2 separate regions of the Homo sapiens genome follow, and region 1 is linked to region 2. Evidence: chromatin contacts called from ENCODE Hi-C or POLR2A ChIA-PET data. All regions are on one chromosome and are shown on one strand. The core of a region is the stretch at or near the end of the contact, and the rest is flanking DNA. Distances in the headings are between cores, read along the strand shown. Region 1 has its middle 81 kb from the start of WASF3. Region 2 has its middle 35 kb from the start of RNF6.

What was found. Hi-C counts contacts between places; a loop is a spot of excess contacts on that map. ChIA-PET counts read pairs that join two places held with the same protein, here RNA polymerase II (POLR2A). Pooled maps may share reads with other maps.
Region 1: a loop to region 2 is called in a map of heart right ventricle, with 5 times the contacts of the local background. The contact joins two enhancer-like sites. A Hi-C loop is called at or near these places in 30 of 168 maps with a recorded cell type or tissue (B cell, CD4-positive, alpha-beta T cell, CD4-positive, alpha-beta memory T cell and 21 more), 24 of 37 single-sample maps with no recorded cell type and 23 of 50 pooled maps. POLR2A ChIA-PET finds 5 or more read pairs at or near these places in 10 of 52 experiments (B cell, CD4-positive, alpha-beta T cell, CD4-positive, alpha-beta memory T cell and 6 more).

The regions. Positions count from the first base shown.
Region 1 is chr13:26,473,466-26,479,503 of GRCh38, reverse strand. No RefSeq gene overlaps it. Among named protein-coding and RNA genes, the nearest start is that of WASF3, 81 kb to the left of the region's middle. RefSeq lists an enhancer at 2,998-3,292. Within about 2 kb of position 3,208, at least 4 of the 41 ENCODE cell types and tissues checked have a DNase peak (open chromatin) inside an H3K27ac peak, as active enhancers do; they include heart right ventricle, where a contact is called at or near this core.
Region 2 is chr13:26,184,467-26,189,730 of GRCh38, reverse strand. It overlaps a transcript of RNF6 not described here. Among named protein-coding and RNA genes, the nearest start is that of RNF6, 35 kb to the left of the region's middle. RefSeq lists enhancers at 3,317-3,366, 3,417-3,586. Within about 2 kb of position 3,155, at least 34 of the 41 ENCODE cell types and tissues checked have a DNase peak (open chromatin) inside an H3K27ac peak, as active enhancers do; they include heart right ventricle, where a contact is called at or near this core.

The DNA.
Region 1 (6,038 bases), core at 1,959-4,458, 290 kb before region 2:
CTCACTGCAACGTCTGACTCCCTGGTTCAAGTGATTCTCCTGCCTCAGCCTCCTGAGTAGCTGAGATTACAGGCGCCCACCACCATGCCCAGCTAATTTTTGTATTTTTAGTAGAGACGTGGTTTCACCATGTTGTCCAGGATGGTCTCAATCTCCTGACCTCGTGATCCGCCTGCCTCAGACTCCCAACGTGCTTGGATTACAGGCGTGAGCCACCGCACCAGGCCCTGAATCCAATTTTAAGAGATTGACATTGCTGTATAATCCAGCCGTGGCATTCAGGATTTTGGACATCCAGGTGGGGAACGTAATGATGAGCACAGAGATGTTTCCTTGAAAGGAGGGACCCTTGCCTGAGAAGGAAAGCCTGTGGCTGCCTCTGACCCAGTTGGTCATCTTGGGACGGGTGCTATGGTCCCAGGGGGCTTTGTGGAGCAGGTCACCGCCATCATCATCATCACAGAGGACTTTTGTGACATGAAGCTGAAGTCCACAGCTCAATGGGGACCTGTGATGAGCTCTGGAGACCCATGAAGAGGGAAAAGCAAATTAAAGATTAAAGCCATTATGAGATACTAGTACTCACTCACCAGGATGTCTAAATAAAAATCATGGACAATAAGTGCTGGCAAGGATATGGAGCAATAGGAAGCCTCATAAATTGCTGATGGGAATGTATTAAAATGAGTGGCAAAAAGAGCAATTACTTTTGCGCCAACCTAGTAAGTTGATACAACCACTTTGGAAAACTTGTTGGCATGTTTACCTACAGCCGATTGTATGCATATTCTACGACTTAGCAGTTCCACTCCTATCTTAAGTGCATGCACTGTGCACCAAAAGACATGTGCAAAATTGTTTGGAGATGCACGATTTGTAATTGTCCAAACCTGGAAACCTATTTGTCCATCAAGATTTGAATAAGCCAGTAAAAGGTGGGATATTCTCACAATGGAATACTATTCATCTATGGTTCTCAAAAGTGTGGCATCAGCCAGCCTAGGCAACATGGTGAAACCCCGTCTCTACAAATAATACAAAAATTAGCCTGGAGTGGTGGTACACACCGATAGTCCCAGCTCCTCAGGAGGCTGAGGTGGGAGGATTGTTTGAGTCTGGGAGGTCAAGACTGCAATGAATCATGATTGCACCACTACACTCCAACCTGAGCAACAGAGCGAGACCCTGTCTTAAAAAATAAAGTGCGGGCCAGGCGCAGTGGCTCACTCCTGTCATCCCAGCACTTTGGGAGGCTGAGGCGGGCAGATCACGAGGTCAGGAGATCAAGACCATCCTGGCTAACATAGTGAAACCCCATCGCTACTAAAAATACAAAAAAATTAGCTGGGCATGGTGGCGGGTGCCTGTAGTCCCAGCTACTTGGGAGGCTGAGGCAGGAGAATGGCGTGAACCCAGGAGGCGGAGCGTGCAGTGAGCTGAGATTGTGCTGCTGCACTCCAGCCTGGGCGACAGAGTGAGACTCTATCTCAAATAAATAAATAAATAAATAAATAATAAAGTGCGGCATCAGTATCGCAGGACAATCTGTTAGCATACTCTGGAATTTTATCTCAGACCTCCTGGGTCAGAAACTCTGGGGGTGGGGCCAGCAATCTTGTGTTTTAGCCAGCCCTGCAGGTGACTTTGATGCGGGCTAAAGTTTGAGAACCTGCTGTACAGCAACAAGACTGAAGAAACTACAACTCCAAGCAAAAACATGAATCTCAGCCATAATGTTGAGCAAAAGATGTCAGACCCAAAAAAGTGCATGTTGGAAGATTCCATTTATACGGAGCTCAAAAACAGGCAGAACTGTTTTGTGCTGCTAGAAGTCAGTTATGGGTGAGGCCTGTGAAGCACCTAGAACAAAATGTAAGGGGCTAGACGTGCTTGACCTTGAGAGGGGAGGCCTCCTTACACTGTGCACCCCAGGCTCCTCAACCTTTCCCAACCTTGGTCAGAGTGGTGATTATTCTGGATGGTGTGGGCTAAAGACTTCACACATACTTGAAGGTGAGTGATCCAGGGTAATCCGTGAGGGCATCCAGGCATTACTATTGTTCTGTGTCTCCATCCGGGTGCTGTGTGCACCAGGGTGTTCAGTTCCTAAATATTCTTCAACCTGTACACTTACGGCTGGTGCACTTTTCTATATATAAGTATGGAATAATCTTTCAATAAAAGATTACATATCCAATGGGAATGATGCCCTCATTTCAGGATGAATGGCCTTGGAGTCATTGCTTTCATGCCATCATGGGTCGAGTGTCTGTGTGTGTGTGAGTGTGTGAGTGTGTGTGTGTGAGTGAGTGTGTGAGAGTGTGGGTGAGTGTGTGTGTGAGTGTGTGTGTGTGTTTTAATGGGCTTAGAAAATAGAAAAAAAAATTCAGGGTCAAATCTAGTAGATTATACATAAAAAAATTTTTTCTAAAAAATGACATGGGGTTTCCGATGTAGCTTAAATGGACTCTAAAGGCCTTTGCCAAGAGAAGGGAGTTCCAAGTGTGCTCTGAGTGTGGGAAAAGCTTTGGAATGAGAGTATAACTTCCCAAGGGGCTTCTCTGAGGGGCCCCTCCCTGAAGCCTGTGATTTCTGGCACAGGCACTAACAGATCAGCCAGTGAAGTGTCCCCATCCCGTACCACCTGCATTCTCAGAAAGTGGTGGTTTCTACTTGACTCCGTACTTCTGTTTAACTTCATGCCTTGGTGAGCTCTATGGATGGCTTGTTTTACCTGGTCTTTGAATGCAAAGGGGAATTGTCTCCCCAGGCCGTGCTGCGAGCAGCTGGGCTGGAGTCAGTGACAACACACAGAGGAAGCCAGATCTCGGGAATCCAAAGCATTCTGTGCAGACTCTGAAGGAAACAGGAACAGATAATTCTAGCAACTCCCGCCTGGATGTGGGGATGACTCTGATGGAGGAGAGGGCTGTTGGCCAGAACAAACCCCCGCTGGCTCCTGACACTGGCCCTGGAGCCAGGCAGCGGTTGATTTCTGAATAAAGTTGCCTCCGGAAGCAGAGTGACAAATAGCTCCCTAGCTCTGACTTTGAATAAAAAAGCATGAATGCCGCAGGAAAGCCCTGCAGCTTCCTGTGTGACGGAAGAGGGCTCAGCCCAGCCTGCCCGCTGCCCTCCCTAGGTTCTAACCTACCCTGAGGACAGTCCCCGCCCCTGACCGCCGCCCTGCGGACCCCGCTTCTGACCCTGCCGAGGTCAGCAGGGACGCGGTGACCCAGTGCTCCTGCACAGGAAATACAGTGACCTAACCAGGCCTGGCAGAAGGACCGGTCAATGTGGTGAGCAGCCAATGGAGAATAGCTCTGTCTCTCTCAGCATTACTTCACTGTCTAAACGCCCCTGGAATTCTATTGGATACCTAAGTATTTCAGCAAATGTGCTATCCCACTCTTCCTCTAAAGTCAGCGCCTGCTGTCATTCAGTTCAGCATCCAGGTGCTTACGTGAGGAATCAGCCGTAGTTGCTTTGTCTGCCAGTCTGTCTAGCAGGGACCACCTCCTTCCACCCCCGAAGCCTCAGCCTCACCCAAGCCCTGCCCCCTCCCTGGGGTGTGGCCACAGCCTTGTTCCCATCCTTGCCCCCTTGCCCCATCCCACCTCTCTTCCAGGAGAAGCCAGAGCCCGGCAGACACAGCAGCGGGATCACGGCCTTCCTGAGCCCAGCCCTCCTGAGCCCAGCCCTCCTAAGCCCAGCCCTGCAGCTCCTGAACCCTCTCCATTAACCATGGGTTTCTGATGCTTTGGCCTCTTGAGGCTCTTGAGGCTCTGCTGACCTTAGAGAGGCTGCCTCTCCCCATTTAGCCAGGTCCTAGAGAGAGCAAATGACTGAGTGCAAGCACCTTTCATATGCAAAGCAATTAAGCCAGAGCTCACACCCCGCTACACCACTATGCTCCTGGCCCCTGGCCCCTTGCCCTAATCACCCCAGGGCCAGGTACCAGACAAGTAGGGACTGTCCCATGCCCAGGGCCTGCAGAAATTACTCAGACCAGCCAATCCTAAACCTGCTTACCCTGCCTTGCCTGTTCTTTCCCATGAAAATCAGAATCAACGCTCCCGCCCATGTTTCCCTCCACTCCCTCCCCCCCTTGCTTCCCCAGGGGGCCCCTACGGTGTGGAGCGCTCCCAGCTCACTTTTCAATGGCAGTCCGCTCCTGATCTGTTGGCCTTGCCATACCTGAATAATAATAAAACCTACATTCTAAAACATCCTCAGAGGGAAAGCCAAGGTCTTCATGCGGTCTAGGCTCTGCTGCCCACTCCCGGAGCCACTGGTCACATATGGTTATTGAGCATTTGAAATGTGGCTGGTCAAAACCGAGATGTGCTGTGAGTGTCAAATACACACTGGGTTTTGAAGACTTAACACAAAAGAAAGAAGAATGCAAAAAAGCTCATCCATTAGTTTTTATTATCAACTACATGTTGAAATAATAATATTGTAGATACATTGGGTCAAGTAAAACACATTGTTTCCTTGTTTGGGTTTTTTTTTTAGTACAGCTACTAGAAAATTGAAAATGACTCATGTGGCTCCCATTCTATTTTTTTTTTTTTTTTTCACAGAGTCTTGCTCTGTTGCCCAGGCTGGAGTACAATGGTGCGATTTTGGCTCACTGCAACCTCCGCCTCCTGGGTTAAAGCCATTCTCCTGCCTCAGCCTCCTGAGTAGCTTGGACTTCAGGCGCCTACCACCACACCCAGCTAATTTTTTTGTATTTTAGTAAGGATGGGGTTTCACCATGTTGCCCAGGCTGATCTCGAACTCCTGAGCTCAGGCAGTCTGCCCACCTCAGCCTCCCAAAGTGCTGGGATTACCGGCGTGAGCTACCGCGCCCAACCTCCCATTCTTTTTCCACTGGACACTGCTGGTCTAAGCATCCTTCTTGACCCACCCTGCTGCCTTTTTGTCTTCCTCTTCCCTTCTCTGTCTCTCTCACTCCATCTGCCACACGCTGCCTCCTTGCTATGCCTTGCATGCCCAGGCAGCCCGCTGTCTCAGGACCTCTGCCTGTGCCGTTCTCTCCAGCTGGAGTGAGCCTCCGGATTCCTGCAAAGCTGGCTGCCTCCCTTCCCTCTTGTCTTCGCCCTACTGTCACCTCCTCAGTGAAGCCGGCCCTGGCTTACCACTGTAAAGTATCAGCATCACCCAAATTCCTTGCTGTCTCCCTGCTTTATTCTTCGTGCTTAAATGTATCTCTAGCTAATATTTGCTCATTTATCATATGATCGATGTCTCCACCAGCACGAAAGCTCACAAAGGCAGGGATTTTTGCCTCTTTTGTTCTCTGCTGTATCCCCTGTGCCTAGAAAGAACAGTGCTTCACACACAGTCACACTCAATAAATATTTGTTGAATGAATGAATGCAGAATACAGGCTTTTAGCCTCAGGGTGCTCATTTCGAGTAAGAGAAGTCGAATATATGTGACAGATAGAAACAGTGCCAGAGGCATGGGGAAGCAGGTGAGCAGCCTTCAGGGAGTCGGGAACTGGGCCAGTGGGGCAGGCCAGCCGTGCCAGAGAGGCCCTCAGACCCACTCTGACCTGCTGCAGTCAGCAGAGGTAGGAGGAGGGTACAGCAGCTGCAAAAGTGAGAAGAGAGCATTTTCATTTTCTTAAAGCTTCCCAGAAAGTTTGTGGGACTTGCTTACTGAAATCAACCCTTGGTACTGTGGCTTATTTTTATGAGTGGAATTTGACGCAATGATGAAGAATTGGCCTGACTTGCAGGGCAAGTGGCCCAGAGGTTTCCTGTAGAGTCTCAGACTCCATCTCAGAACAATTGATTAAAATTTGCATTTTAACCACATTCCTGACAAATCCTGTGCACATTGCATGCCAAATTGTAGTGTGTGCCATGAACAGATGAACAAAAAGACAAAATGTGGTATATGCATACAATGGAATATTATAGGAAATAATTCCTCCTCCTCCTCCTCCTCCTCCTCCTCCTCCTTCTTCTTCTTCTTCTTCTTCTTCTTCTTCTCCTTCTCCTTCTCCTCCTTCTTCTTCTTCT
Region 2 (5,264 bases), core at 1,906-4,405:
ATCTCCAAGGAGCTTAAAAATGAGAGTGGATGAATGCTACCTGTCTCAAACTCAGTCTGAAGTTTCATCATCCAATGTGCTGAGGATGAAGCTAAATCACTTTCTACCCCTCTGGATTCTGTAAAAGGAAGCCTGAAGCAAAAACAGGCAGAGTTTCCTTAAGATTGGGGCAAACTGCCTTTAAATGAGAATAGTTTCCCTTCTGAAAGTTTTAGGAGTTTTCCATTTCCTCCTTGGCATGAAATATGAAATTTCGTATGAACACAGATATACATAAACAAAAAATGTAGCCATTGATAGGTTTATTCCAACTCACACTAAGCCTGTTATTTGATTTAGAGTAATTGAGGCAAGGTGGCATATTTTCATCCAACGATCTATTACAATAGGAAGCGTTTTTTTTGAGATGGAGTCTGGCTCTGTCGCCCAGGCTGCAGTGCAGTGGCATGACCTTGGCTCACTGCAACCTCCGCCTCCCGGGTTCAAGCGATTCTCCTGCCTCAGCCTTCCCAGTAGCTGGGACTACAGGTGCCCGCCACCACACCCAGCTAATTTTTGTATTTTAGTAGAGACATAGTTTCACCATGTTGGCCAGGCTGGTCTCAAACTCCTGACCTCAGGTGATCCACCTGCCTCGGCCTCCCAAAGTGCTGGGATTACGGGCGTTAGCCACCATCCCTGGCTACTAGGAATATTTTGATTCTATCTTACATTTAAGAAAGCTCCCTCTTACTTCATGGGAGTGTAAGCCTTTGAGTCTACAATAATCAGTTTGCATACAACCTCTTCAGAAATCTGTTCTGAGCCGGGCGCAGTGGCTCATGCTTGTAATCCCATCACTTTGGGAGGCCAAGGTGGGCAGATCACGAGGTCAAGAGATTGAGACCATCCTGGCCAACATGTTGAAACCTCATCTCTACTAAAAATACAAAAATTAACCGGGCATGGTGGCATGTGCCTGTAGTCCCAGCTACTTGGGAGGCTGAGGCAGGATAAGTGCTTGAACTGAAGAGGCAGAGGTTGCAGTGAGCCGAGATCATGCCACTCCAGCCTGGCAACAGAGTGAGACTTCATCTCAAAAAAAAAAAAAAAAAAAAAAAAAAAAAAGCTCTTTTGACTTGTCCAACTAAAGCCCCCACTAAAAGGGAGAGAACAGCTGCAGCTTTCACCTAAACTCCCCTCAGTCTTCACTTCTGTGTGTCACCTGCTTCTGGCTTATGCAGTGACTGGAATTTTTGGTTATATTTGTTTTGGAAAGTAAAATGTAAATTCAGCCAGACTCTTGATAATTCCAGTAGTTATTCAACAGTGATCAGTGCGTTTTGACTACAGATTCACTGGTCTCAAGAGTCAGTTGCCCTTCCTCTGTGCCACAATTAAGTCCTTGTCTATGTCTGTCACAAGTGGGGTGGAGGATGGGGTAGAAGGGGAGGGATATTGTTATAATTGCCTCCCTTGCCACCATCAGCACTTCTCACCTGTCCTTGTGAACCACCAGTTTACACTTATAGAATCTAGTTTTGCATCAGCAATTGAGGTCACTTCGCCTTGGAGCCACTGCATCAATCTGAAAGTCTCCATGAGCCACAAGACAGTTGTGATGGTCTGGATGGCAGCCTGCAAATGAGCAGTTACACTCTCTAGAATTCCTAGACTATTAGGGCTGAAGGGACCTTGGATATTAACAGGTTCAAGTCCATTTCACCCAGATGATGAAACTGATGCCCAGACACCTACAGAATCTTGTTTTAGATCACTTGTTGACTTCTAGTTCTATTTTTTGACACCTAGTGTCCAGTGTGCTTTACACTTCAGGCCACTGTGGTCTCAAATAGAGCTAGGAACCAGGTGTGGTGGCACACGCCTGTAGTCCCAGCTAGTTGGGAGGCTGAGGCAGGAGGACTGCTTAAGCCCAACAGTTCAAGGCTGCAGTGAGCTAAGATTGCACCACTGCACTCCATCCTGGGCAACAGATAGAGACTGTCTTAAAAAACCCCCAAAATCAAATAGAGCTGGGGCTAAACATTTAATAAACTCCAGCCTCTGGAGTCCAAGAGATCTGCATTTGAATCCTGACTTTGCCACTGATTGGCAATAAGACCTTGGGTACGTTACTTAACCATTAACATACCCACTAAGTCACCCAATAAGCTTCCAGAACTTGGCCTAATCCCTGGGGAGGGGACCGCAGGAAGAACTAGGGTAATTTTTCTTTTATAACCAGTTCACCAGAGGGGGCCAGGGAAGGGTGGTCGTATGTAGCCCAGAGGAGTCAGAAATTCACCTGAAATCCAGAAAAGAGGCATTTTTCTTGCACACCAGAGCTCACGGGCTGACATTCTCACACTGGACATCCCAGTAAGCCTCCTGCTCCGCGATCCCCAAGGCCATCAGCCTTGCCTGACCTCCAAACGTTTCCCCCTTCTTGTGCCGGCTTAATTTTCCAGGGCTTTCCCCCTTTCTATTCGTCTCCTATCAGGTTCCCGGTCCGAAGGCTAGGACGCCCCACGTCGCAGCCAGGAGCAGAGGCGCCCAAGGTGGCGGTACAAGCCGTCTTCAGGCCTGTGGCCCCACTGATGGCAGAAACAGGAAGCGGGGACAGCCCCAGTCCCGGACCTCAGGCCAAGCAAGGCTCTAGAAAGGTCCCTGACGCTTGCCGGGCGCGGTGGCTCATGCCTGTAATCTCAGCACTTTGGGAGGCCGAGGTGGGTGGATCACGAAGTCAGGAGATCGAGACCATCCTGGCTAACACGGTGAAACCCCGTCTCTACTAAAAATACACAAAATTAGCCGGGCGTGGTGGCGGGCGCCTGTAGTCCCAGCTACTCGGGAGGCTGAGGCAGGAGAATGGCGTGAACCTGGGAGGCGGAAATTGCAGTGAGCCGAGATCGCGCCACTACACTCCAGCCTGGGCGACAGAACGAGACTCCGTCTCAAAAAAAGAAAAAAAAAAAAAGAAGAAGAAAGGTCCCTGACGCTTCCCTGCCCTCCCCGGAGCCGGCGCTCTAGCGCCCCCGGGATCGACGGTCAGCACAGCGAAGGAACGCGCTACCTGTGGCCGAAGGTATAGCGCCGCTGCGGGCCCTGTGAGAGCTGAGAAGACGACGGCGGCCGAGGAGGCCCAATTCCGAGGCTCGGCCCCGTCAGGGTCCGCGCTGGCGGTGTGCGCGTGTACGTGCGCTCGTGCACGTGCATGTGTGTGCGCGCGCCCTAACAGACCTGCTCCGAAGCGTCTCCGCTGACTGCCAGTCGGTAGCGCGACTGGCTGCGGGGCCCACGTGCCACGCAGACGCCCCCCGGCGCGTCCCGCTCTTGCTCTGCGGCCCAACGAGCGCGTTCCTGCCGCGGGACAGCCTTGCAGAGAAACGCGGTCTTACACACGCACTGGCCTCCCGGTCTGGGTTTTTAACTGCTCAAAGCTCCACGCGCCCTGGCGTCTCCACACGGCACTCCAGATGTGTCAGATTTCCAGAAATGTTTTGATCGCTTGCTTTCACTTCTCTTTTTAAGATCTGTTTTTGAACTTTTCCTCTGCGTTGTGTGTATCATGACTCTGACACGTTTTAGGGCCGCGAGGCGGGTGATGAAGCTTTGACATGGGCGCCTTGGTGAATGACCTGAATTCTTACTCCCGAGTAAATCGTCTGACTGGCTTCCCTATCGCATTTTAGGGTTAAAACATACATTTTGTGTTTGTTTCATATCTATGTTTATGTAGACTGCAAGTTTCATAAGGGCACGGGGTGGGAGGGGCTATGGCTCTTTTGCCTCTTACTGTATTTTCAGAACCTAGCAGAAGCTAGGACATAGTGTGTGTTCTCTAAATAGATATTGAATGTGAGGGAGGAAGGAACTTTCCAGAAGTGTGACCTTTGGTTTTGGAAAGGCACAAGGTTCGTAGTTAGGCGTAGAGAACACAAGTTTAGAATCATGGCCTCTACACTTCTGTTGACAATGCATTACTTTAAGTAACAACTTTTTTTTGAGACAGGGTTTCGCTCGTTTTGCCCAGGCTGGAGTGCAGTGGCACGATCTCGGCTCACTGCAACCTCCGCCTCCCGGGTTCAAGCGATTCTCCTGCCTCAGCCTCCCAAGTAGCTGTGATAACAGGCGCCTGCCACCACGCCAGGCTAATTTTTTGTATTTTTAGTAGAGACGGGGTTTCACCATGTTGGCCAGGATAGTCTCGATCTCTTGACCTCGTGATCCGCCCACCTCGGCCTCCCAAAGTGCTGGGATTACAGGCGTGAGCCACTGTGCCCAGCCAAGTAACAACTTTTTTTAAAAAAAATGCACTTCAAATGTATATGTATATGTATTTATTTATAAGTTATAAAAATGTAATGCATGCTCATATATATATTTATGTATTATTACAAAGAGCACACCAAATAGAAATTTTAAAAAGCTAAAATAAAAATAATACCTTGGTCGGGGATGATGGCTCATGCCTGTAACTCCAGCACTTTTGGAGGCCGAGGCGGTCAGATAGCTTGAGCCCATTAGTTCGAGACCAGCGTGGGCAGCATAGTGAGATCCCATCTGTACAAAAAATAATTTGAAAAAATTAGCCGGGCATGGTGGTGTGCGCCTGTTGTCCCAGCTGCTTGGGAGGCTGAGGTGGGAGAATGGCTTGATCCTGGGAAGTTGAGGCTGCAATGAACCGTGTTTGTGCCACTTCACTACAGCTTGGGGTGGCTGAGTGAAATCCTGTCTTAATAGTCAATCAATCAATCAATCAATAAAATGATAACAATACCTACAAGTTCTAAAATAATTTCCTGCAGCGCACTTTGGAGCTCACTAGGTAGACAGTTTGTAGGGAGAGGGCTGCCCTCTACTGGTGGAGGGCAGCTAAGGACATTTGCTTTGGATCGCCTGCCTTCTGCAGGAGTCCACAGATTTATCCTTTGTGGCCTGCACAGTGTGTATGCTTAGCATTCAATCTACGTTATTTTCACTCATAGAAAATGTAAGGTGAGGCATTGTTTTAAGCCAGAACAGCTTTAAAAGGCAGAGATACTCGTATTGTGCAGTCATTATGGACCAGGAAACGTTGAAACATCTGCGAGTAGAAGTGACTCAAAACTGAATGTTCGTCTCTGTAACATCATGGCCAATACTCAATAAAGGGGAAACAATTAGATAATCTGTTCTCATATGTCAAGTCTTACAAATCTTTTTACTTTGAAGACAACTAAATTATACTGTTGTAGTTTTGATAGCAGAATATGCCCTGCTGATTTTTAAGCCTTAGAGACTTC